Regions from separate parts of the Homo sapiens genome. Here region 2 is linked to region 1. Evidence: chromatin loops called from intact Hi-C (ENCODE). Cell type or tissue: heart right ventricle. All regions are shown on one strand.

Region 1 (5,000 bases):
TGTTACAGGTTTTCTCCTCCTCACTCTTTTTGAAGACTTCGGCTCAAGTCTATCTAAAGTCAACAGTCTTCAGCTGTCCTAGGCACCCTTAAATGTGGCCCTTGTTCAGAACGTCATTACAGCAGTGACCACTTGACACTGTCATCAGAGGCTCCTTCAAGACTAAGTACATTTAACCTTGCTTACACTTCCATGGTTTATACTGCTAGGATGCCAGTAAATATTGGTTGAATTAGCAGCCAACCTGTCTCTCTTCTAGACTTACTTTGTATAGCACCATCATATCTGTCTCTGTGCAAACGTCATAGCGTGTAGTTACACAAACTTACATGGAATAGCCTAGTACACACTCAGGCTATGTGGTATGTCCTATTGCTCTTAGGCTACAAACCTGTACAGCAAGTTACTATACTGAATACTGTAGGCAACTGTAATGCAGTGGTAAATATTTGTGTATCTGACCATATCTAAACATAGAAAAATACAGTAAAAATATGACACAAAAGATTTTAAAAATGGTACACCTGTACAGGGCACTTACTGTGAATGGAGCTTGTGAGATTGGAAGTCAGTGAATGAGTGGTGGGCGAATGTGAAGGCCTAGGACATTGCTGTACACTACTGTAGATGTTTTAAATATTGTACATTTAGTCCACACTAAGCTTATTTTAAAAAATCAACCCTAGTTTACTGCCACTTTACTTTAGAAATTTTTTAATTGTAAATGTTTTTACCTTTGTAATAAAACAGGGTAAAACACAAACATGTTATACAGTGGCACAAAAATATTTTCTTTCTATTCTTATTTTATAAGCTTTTTTATTTAAAAAAATTTTTAAAAACTTTTCTTGTTTTTGTTAAAAATGAAGACACAAGCACACACATTAGCCTAGTCCTACATAGGGTCTGGATCATCAGTATCACTGTTTTCCACCTCTTCATCTTGTCCCACTGGAAGGTCTTAGGGGTAAGAATACTCATGGGGCTGTCCTGTCCTAGGAGAGCAATGCCTTCTTCTGGAATACCTCCTGAAGGACCTGCCTGCTGAGGCTGTTTTTTTTTTTTTTTTTCTTTTGTAGAGACAGAGTCTTGTTCTGTCACCCAGGCTAGAGTACAATGGCACGACCTTGGCTCACTGCAACCTCTGCCTCCTGGGTTCAAGCAATTCTTCTGCCTCAGCCTCCCGAGAGGCTGTTTTATAGTTAATTTTTTTAGTAAGTAGAAGGACTACATGCTAACATGATAAAAAATATAGTAAATACACAAACCAGTAACACATTTATTATAAAATATTATATACTGTATATAATTATCAAAATATCAAGTATTATATATTGTGTTATATTTTAGTTTTGTAATAAACTACCAAACTGTCATCCACAGTAGCTATACTGGTTTGCATTCCCACTAGGAATGAATCAAAGTTCCCACTGCTGCTGGGCGTGGTAGCTCACGCCTGTAATCCCAGCACTTTGGGAGGCCGAGGCAGGCAGATCACTTGAGGCCAGGAGTTTGAGATGAGCCTGGGCAAAATAGTGAAACCCCGTCTCTACTAAAAATACAAAAATTAGCTGGGCATGGTGGCTTATGCCTGTAATCCCAATTACTCAGGAGGCTGAGGCATGAGAATCACTTGAACCCTGGAGGCAGAGGTTGCAGTGAGCCAAGATTGCACCACTGCCCTCTAGCCTAGGTGACAGAGCAAGACCTTGTCTCAAAAAAGAAAAAAAAAACCAGAAAAACAAAGTTCCCATTGTTCCACATCCTCACCAGCATCTGGAGTTGTCAGAGTTTTGGAGTTTGGCCATTTTAATAGGTGTGTCTCATTTTTGTTTACATTAACCATTTATAAGAAATTTTGGGATTTAAGAGCTGGAAAAAGATCTTGGCTTTGACCTCCTTTCCTCTCCTCCCTACCTCTGCTGTCCAACACATACATTTCATAAATGAAAAACAGAGGTGGAGAGAGCTAGCTGGTGGCAGGACAGAAGTCAGAGCTCTAATTGCTGCTGTAATATTCATTCAACACATAGTAATTGCCCTTATCGTCTCATTTGGAAACTATACTTAGTTTAATTATACTTAGTAGTGAGGAGTCCAAGAGACACAGTTGATCAAGCTAAAGAGCCAAGTCTTCTGTGCTCGTACATAATGACCATGTTCTCGCTAGGGGCCTTACTACGCTTCCTACATTAACAGTGAATGAATATGGTCTTCCAGTGGGGGCAGAGGGACTGGTGCCCTACAGAATCAAGAGCTCTGAATGGAAGGTTTGGAGTTTTAGCTGCAATCCAGCTAAACTATATCAAATTTATCAAATCCAGCTAAATATATCAAAATTATCAGATGCCCCTGTTTTTTTAGACAGGGTAACTATAATTTGTCTTTAGTTATTGAGGGATTTCTCCTTTCTGGGGAAGTTAATCATCTTTATCTCAGGTTTTTCTGAACATGTGGGTGTCCCAAGGCTTTTCTGAGTTTACCTGACATGTTCACCATTTCTTGATGTTGACACTGGGGGGAGCTGGTGTAGAAGGTCTAAGAGTACAAATAACCTTGTGGAGTGTTTTTATTATTAATCTCTTAGAAATCTAAGCCTGAGGGTTTTACCTTGGACACTAAGAACATTCTGAAACTGCCATTCCTCGCTGGCATCATTTGCACACATCGATTCTATCCAGAACCACACCCCAGCAAGAACAGAGGGCATGTCTTTGCTGGTTTCTTTCCTCTGTCTACCACTTCCTAAACTCTATTTTAACAGGGTGATGGAGGTGAATATTCTGTAGTCTAACAAATTTGGAAAATGCAGACTGGACAGGACTTGTGCATGTTAGCATTGCCCATCCCCAAATTCATGAGCACCTTGCTCTGAGGCTACCGAGCCCTGGCACCTGCTGTTGCCCCTCCCAGGCACACCCTTCCCTTCTTAGCCCTCTTACCTCCTACGTGTCCTTTGAGCTCAGCTTGAGTCTCCTCAGGACTCTGAATATACCAGATACCCCATGGAATGAGACAGAGGCATATATAATGACATTTAGGACAGCCAAACAGGCCTTTGTCATAATTTTAATTGTATGTGTCCTTTCTTTATCTTTGCATCCCTAGCTCCTAACCCTCTGCTGGGCACACAGTAGGTTCTCCAAGGTCTGGGAGGCAGCACAGGGCTGCTGTAAAAGAGCACAAGCTTTGGAATCAGATGGACTTCCATGTTCAATTCCTGAGTCGGTTACTTAACCATAATTTCTTGCTTAATCTGAACCTCCATTTCCACATTTATCAAATGGAAATAAAAGATCACCCTTAGAAGTGCAAAACATTAAATTTAAAATGTATGAAGAAAGTGCTTAGCCCAATACACACCTGACGCTAATAAATGGTAGCTATTACTTGATGCAAGCCTAATGAGGATTACAGTGGCACAATTTTTTTCCCAGGCACTTATTACCCCATTACATTTAGGAGACAGACAGGGGAGGCTCTTACCAGCTTTGGTAATGAGACACGCATCAAAATCAGATGAACAATTGACGGCTGTTTTGCAGTCAGCAGTTGGGTTAGGACAGTTGTAGCACTGCAGGCTATGACCTAGAATCAGGAAGAAAGTCAGGATCTCTTAAAGCAGCACTGACTTGTCCCCTGGCAGCCCACCATCTCCATTAATATGGGCCCAAAGTCAGCAACTTGTGGTATACTTCCACTCCCGCACAAATGTATAGCAGTTATATCTTTCCAAATTCAAACTACAGTTCCAGCAACATTTTTTGGACCCTGATGCAAGCACAAAGGAAATATCCACATTTGAATATCCATCTAACTGTGCAATTGAGAAGCTTCCTCCTAACCTGCAACTGGAAGGAGATTAGTCTGCAATGTAATGATGTGTTAAGAAGAAATTACCGAGAAACAAACAGAATTCTATAAGTGTCTTCCAAGCAATGAATATGCCCAATTAAATCACATCCTCGTGGGTTGATGATCAATGTCTGGCAATACCTATCTGCGTGAAAATACATTTTCAAAATGAAATATGTAAAATGTCATCACAGATTAGTATTAATAGATGAACATCTGCAATTGATTTGATGCGAGGGAACACTAATTTTGAACCCCAATTAAGCAAATGGTTATCCCCCTAAAAAGAATTCTATTCCCCTCATTAGTAGATGTGTATTATTATGCTGGACTCAATAATTATGTTATGAATTTTGTCAATAAAAAAATCTGTGAAAATTTTGTTTCTTATTATTGAGGTAAGTCTCATAATACCCTTGATTTTGCCTCTTGGTCTGCAAAGCTTAAAATATTTACTATCTGGGCCAGGCGCAGTGGCTCACGCCTGTAATCCCAGCACTTAGGGAAGCCGAGGAGGGTGGATCACCTGAGGTCAGGAGTTTGACACCAGCCTGGCCAACATAGCGAAACCCCATCTCTACTAAAAATAAAAAAATTAGCCAGGCATGGTGGTGCACACCTATAATCCCAGCTACTTGGGAGGCTGAGGCAGGAGAATCGCTTGAACCCAGGAGGCAGAGGTTGCAGTGAGCCACAATTGCACCACTGCACTCCAGCTTGGGTGACAGAGCAAAACTCTGTTTAAAAAAAAAAAAAAATTGCTATCTGGTCCTGTACAGAAAAAGTTTGGTAACCTCTGGGACAGGGTATCATTACTGAACTACCCCCTTCTAAGGGACTGACCGAATGCCAGGAGTACACACTGTCAAAGACAAGACAACAGCTGTGCACTTTAAACCCATGGGCATAGGACAGCTGGGTACCAGCAGACACAACGTGAGGGTCATCTTACATCAGAAGCAAATTGCCTCCAGTTCCCTAGTTTGAAAAACAATTATTGCTCCCAGTCAATTCTTAAGACTCATCCTTGCTAGCTGTCAGTTTTTGCTGGGTTATTTTTCCTTCTCCATTTTTGTAACAACAGTGACAACAAAAAGATGAGTTACAGTCCACACGTGTGATGGGGAGAGACTGAGGAAGCAAGA
Region 2 (5,000 bases), 450 kb before region 1:
TTTTGAGTAATTGTTTATGCTGGAACACCTTTTCCCATCCAAGTACTGATGAGGTCTGACCCTGCTTAGCCTCCAAGATCAGGCAAGTTCCAAGATCAGAAACTTTTCCATTTCTAATCTAGTTGGAAAAAAAACAGTTTAGATTTGATAGGCATTGAAATCAATAGAGTATGAGGCGAGCTCCTCACCCTAAACATTTTGTAGCTTTTATAAATTATATTTGATTTAATATGGATTACCAAGAAAATTGTCTTAAGGATGCTAGAAAATAAAAACTTGGCTGTATTTGGCTAGACAGTTATTTTACTGTGGAAATTTTAGAAAGTATTTGATTTGCTAAAAACAAAAAATGTTTATTTCAAATTCTTTAACTTCCCCCTACTTGGTTGTATATTATTTATAAGCATACAAAATATTTTAGAGTTTTTAAAAACAAAATAGTGAACTTGAAAACATTTGCAGGATATAACTTTGCTTATTAAATATTTCCTACCCTATAAATTGGCATATAAAGGCCTAAAAGTGCCAATTTTAAAATCTGTTTCAACTTTTTAAAAGCATATTTCAATTACATGTTATCTCTTTAATAATACAGAGAGTCTGGTAGGTTTGGTAAACTATACAACTTTAGATATATAATGCTACAGTTTTAAATAGTTAATGAGATAGATTAGAGTGATAACATTGAAAACTGAACCTGACTTTCTAGACATTTCTTCCAAAGAATGACTTAAATTAATACTTCTGAAGGCTCTAGGTATGTAATTTATTACACTTTCTATTGAGTTTAAATAGGGTGTAGTGACATAAAATCACAATGAAAATTACAGGTTATGCTGCTATATAACCTATAGCTATGATGCTGTGCTATATTCTCAAAGCCAAATAAGAATGTTTTGGGCCAACTTCTAATAAGACATTTTCAATGGAGACAGTAAGATGTCTCTGCAGTATATTGGTTGTAGTTTTGTATTTTAAAGTTAGGTAAGAATAATATTGGGTTCAAAAATAGTGGATTTGTAATCATTGTTTAATGTGCTTTAAATATTTTTTGTAGCTGATCACAGACTGTGGCCACAAAAAAGATAGAAATTTTATTATGACGGGTAATGATAAAATATTTGTATGAAAACTATTTATCTTATTGGCCAGGCACGGTGGCTCATGCCTGTAATCCCAGCACTTTGGGAGGCTGTGGTGTGTGGATCGCTTGAGCACAGGAGTTCAAGACCAGACGGGGCAACATGGTGAAACCCCATCTCTACAAAAAATACAAAAACTAGCTGGGCATGGTGGTGTGCACCTGTAGCCCCAGCTACTGGGGAGGCTGAGGTGCGAGATTACTTGAGCCCAGGAGGTCGAGGCTGCAGTGAGCTAAGATCGTACCACTGCAATCCAGCTTGAGTGATGGAGTGAGACCTTGTCTCAAAAAAAAAAAAAAAAAAAAAAAGCAAAATGGGCCGGGCACGGTGGCTCACGCCTGTAATCCCAGTACTTGGGGAGGCCGAGGCGGGTGGGTCATGAGGTCAGGAGGTCGAGACCATCCTGGCTAACATGGTGAAACCCAGACTCTACTAAAAACAAAAAAATTAGCTGGGTGTGGTGGTGGGCACCTGTAGTCCCAGCTACTCGGGAGGCTGAGGCAGGAGAATGGCGTGAACCCGGGAGGTGGAGTTTGCAGTGAGCCTGGGCGACAGAGTGAGACTCCATCTCAAAAAAAAAAAAAAAAAAGAAAACAAACCTATTTTATCTAGTATATATTTGAACGTCCACTAAGTGCAAGGTACTGTGCAGTGAACGAAGAGACTAACACGTGGTCCCAGCTTTGAGCAAGTATATGATAAGTGAAATTAGCTGAATACTGTAAATTTTCTTTTATATTTGTATATGTGCACCTAAGTTAGAAAAACACTGCTTAAGAAAAATGATTAACAATAGCACATTCAAACTTCTAGGCTGTTTACTTTATTAAAATGAAATATTTAAATAAATGATATTAAAATAGTAGCATTCATGTTAAAGTTGTGTGTTATTCACTGCTGTTCTTGCAGTGGGTAAAATCAAAATAAGTCATTGAAAAATATGAACACTTCTGTAATCCCAGCACTCTGGGAGGCTGAAGTGGGTGGATCCCTTGAGGCCAGGAGTCTGAGACCAGCTTGTGCAACATGCAGAAACCTTTTCCTACCGAAAAACAAAGAAAATACAAAAGTTATTCAGGCATGGTGGTGCATGCTTGTGGTCCTAGCTATTGGAGAGGCTGAGGTGGGAGGATTGCCTGAGCCCAGGGAGGTCGATGCTGCAGTAAGTAAACCATGATTGCGCCACTGCACTGTAGCCTTGGAGACAGAGTGAGACCTTATCTCAAAAACAAACAAACAAAAAACCAAAAAACCCTAATTTTTAACTTTATTCATTTTTTTTTAAACTTTGCCAAGTCCTGATGGAAAAAAATATTACCAGTTTTATCTTGTGACAAGTGTTTTCATTAAGGCTAATCAGTTTTATAGTTGAAGTATCTTATAGAGATAAACTGTATGTTAATTTAAATAAAAGAAGGTCATATTTCTCAGATGTGGCTAGTAATACAGTTCTCTTGTTTTCTCGTGGTTTTTTCTTCTGGACCTGTACAGTTTTCACATTGCCTGAGGGAATTCTATTAGGCTTGCCCTTTCTAGCCATATTTCCTTTCTCCTAAATTTAGAATGTAGAGCCCTTTAAACCTCATTCCTATGCCAACCTGTGGAAAGTAAACAAAAGGCGAAAACATTTCCAGCTTTTTGTTTTTTTTTTTTGAGACGGGGTCTTGCTCTGTCCCCCAGGCTAGAGTGCAGTGGCGCGATCTGGGCTCACTGCAACCTCTGCCTCCTGGGTTCAAGCGATTCTCCTGCCTCAGCCTTGAGATTACAGGCAACTGCCACCACGCCCGGCTAATTTTTGTATTTTTAGTAGAGACGGGGTTTCACCATGTTGGTCAGGCTGGTTTGGAACTCCTGACCTCAGGTGATCCGCCCACCTTTGCCTCCCAAAGTGTTGGGATTACAGGCGTGAGCCACTGTGCCCGGCGCACATTACAAGGTATTTTTAAGAATGTTGAACCTGCTAGCTGTAACTTACTTGAAACCACTACACAAAAGGAATATTATTATTATTATTATTTTTTTTTTTGAGACGGAGTCTCGCTCTGTCCCCCAGGCTGGAGTGCAGTGGCGTGATCTCGGCTCACTGCAAGCTCTGCCTCCCAGGTTCACGCCCTTCTCCCGCCTTGGCCTCCTGAGTAGCTGGGACTAGGCTCCCGCCACCACGCCCAGCTAAAATCTTTTTGTATTTTTAGTAGAGATGGGGTTTCACTGTGTTAGCCCGGCTGGTCTCCATCTCCTGACCTCGTGATCCGCCCGCCTCGGCCTCCCAAAGTGCTGGGATTACAGGCATGAGCCACCGTACCCGGCCGGAATATTATTTTTGTATTTCATTTATGTAACTTAAAAGTGTTTAACTTGGAGTCCTTAAAAGCAGAGATGTGAAAATGGCAAGTATTTTATTGTTTGGCTCCTAGTATAATTGTATATAATACAGTATTCTTGGCCAAGCTTGGTGGCTCAAACCTTTAATCCCAGTATTTTGAGAGACTGAGGCCGGCAGACCACCTGAGCTCAGGAGTTCAAGACCAGCCGGACCAACATGGTGAAACCCCATCTCTACTAAAAATACAAAAATCAGACGGGTGTGGTGGTGGGCGCCTGTAATCTCAGCTGCTCCGGAGCCTGAGGCAGGAGAATTGCTTGAACCCAGGAGGCGGATGTTACAGTGAGCCAAGATGGTGCCACTGCACTCCAGCTTGGGAGATGAGTGAAACTCCATCTCAAAAACAAATAAGCAAACAAACAAAAAACAGTATTCTTAATTAAATTTGACAATTTGGCAACATTTTGATATTTTATACATGTGTATTTAAAATTGAATTCTGGGCCGGGTGTAGTGGCTCAAGCCTGTAATCCTAGCACTTTAGGAGGCTGAAGTGGGAGGATTGCTTGAAGCCAGGAGTTCAAGACCAGCCTGGGTATATAGTGAGACTCCATCTCTATAAAAAATACAATTACCTGAGTGAGGTGGTGCATACCTGTAGTCCTAGCCACTCGGGAGACTGAGACAGAAAGATCATTTGAACCTAGGAGTTAGAGGCTGCAGTGAGCTAGAATTGCACCACTGCATTGCACCTTGGACAACAGAGTAAGACTCCGTCACCAAAAAAAAAAAAAAAAAAAAAAAAATTAAAAAAAGAATCTTGTATGAAAAGGTGTTTGGTATGATGACATGATTAATTGCCAGTAGCCTTGAACAGAAAATTTTCGGGAGTGTTTGCCTTATGAGTTGCCTTCTCTAAGCCTAGTGTGGCATTTCTGAAACTATTTCTAGTGGCCACTCTATAATTTCTCCTTAAAGTATCTCAAAATCTGAAATCTCCTTAAAGTATCTTACATCTGAAGGTCTATCTAGCTTGAAATGATTTTGCATTAATTCTATTGGAAGAAAATGAAATACCTCAACTTCCTAACCTATTAGAAGTTAATATATAACATTTTTGGGAATGTTATACTTTCATTTAAAAATATGAAATCGTATCTGAACTGTTCCTTAAGTTTAGGGACCATGCTCTTACCTGTTTTTATGTTCCCTAAAGTGTATAATAGATGTTGGAAAACAAATATATTACTATTATAAAAGGAGTCAAATACAGACATATGATACTCAACTTACATACCTTAATCAACGTGTAGCATCTTTATTGCATAGCTTGGCAGGTACCTGACCAAGCAGTTGTGAACATGTCATCGACAAACTTAGCTTCTCAAAACCCTCCTTTATTCCTGCCTCTTTTTTTACTTCTAACAGATGAGTCGCTTTCCTTGATAAAGGTCAGTAGGTATGACCTTCTCCCAGATTTCCAACCCTTTACCTCTGGACTTAATTCCAACAGTACACACTTTGGGATTTCACTC

The links. A loop is a pair of places that touch in the nucleus more often than their neighbours do. Peaks named below come from ENCODE experiments on the same cell type or tissue, not always from the same donor. Only the 100,000 strongest peaks of a DNase experiment are listed, where the experiment ranks them.
Region 2: a loop joins it to region 1, with 2.6 times the contacts of the local background. A loop is called at or near these places in 10 of 110 quality-filtered maps.

Annotation. Positions count from the first base shown.
Region 1 is chr11:33,713,884-33,718,883 of GRCh38, forward strand. It overlaps CD59 (CD59 molecule (CD59 blood group)), which reads right to left. Exons shown (of 4, transcript NM_000611.6): 3 at 3,487-3,588. Among named protein-coding and RNA genes, the nearest start is that of C11orf91, 16 kb to the left of the region's middle. In heart right ventricle, CTCF peaks have their summits at 1,700 and 2,519 (motif pointing right); no DNase peak of the experiment used is centred here; H3K27ac peaks cover 5,000 bases.
Region 2 is chr11:33,264,346-33,269,345 of GRCh38, forward strand. All of the region lies in intron 1 of HIPK3 (homeodomain interacting protein kinase 3), which reads left to right. Among named protein-coding and RNA genes, the nearest start is that of HIPK3, 9.5 kb to the left of the region's middle. In heart right ventricle, no CTCF peak of the experiment used is centred here; a DNase peak (open chromatin) is centred at 2,286; H3K27ac peaks cover 4,581 bases.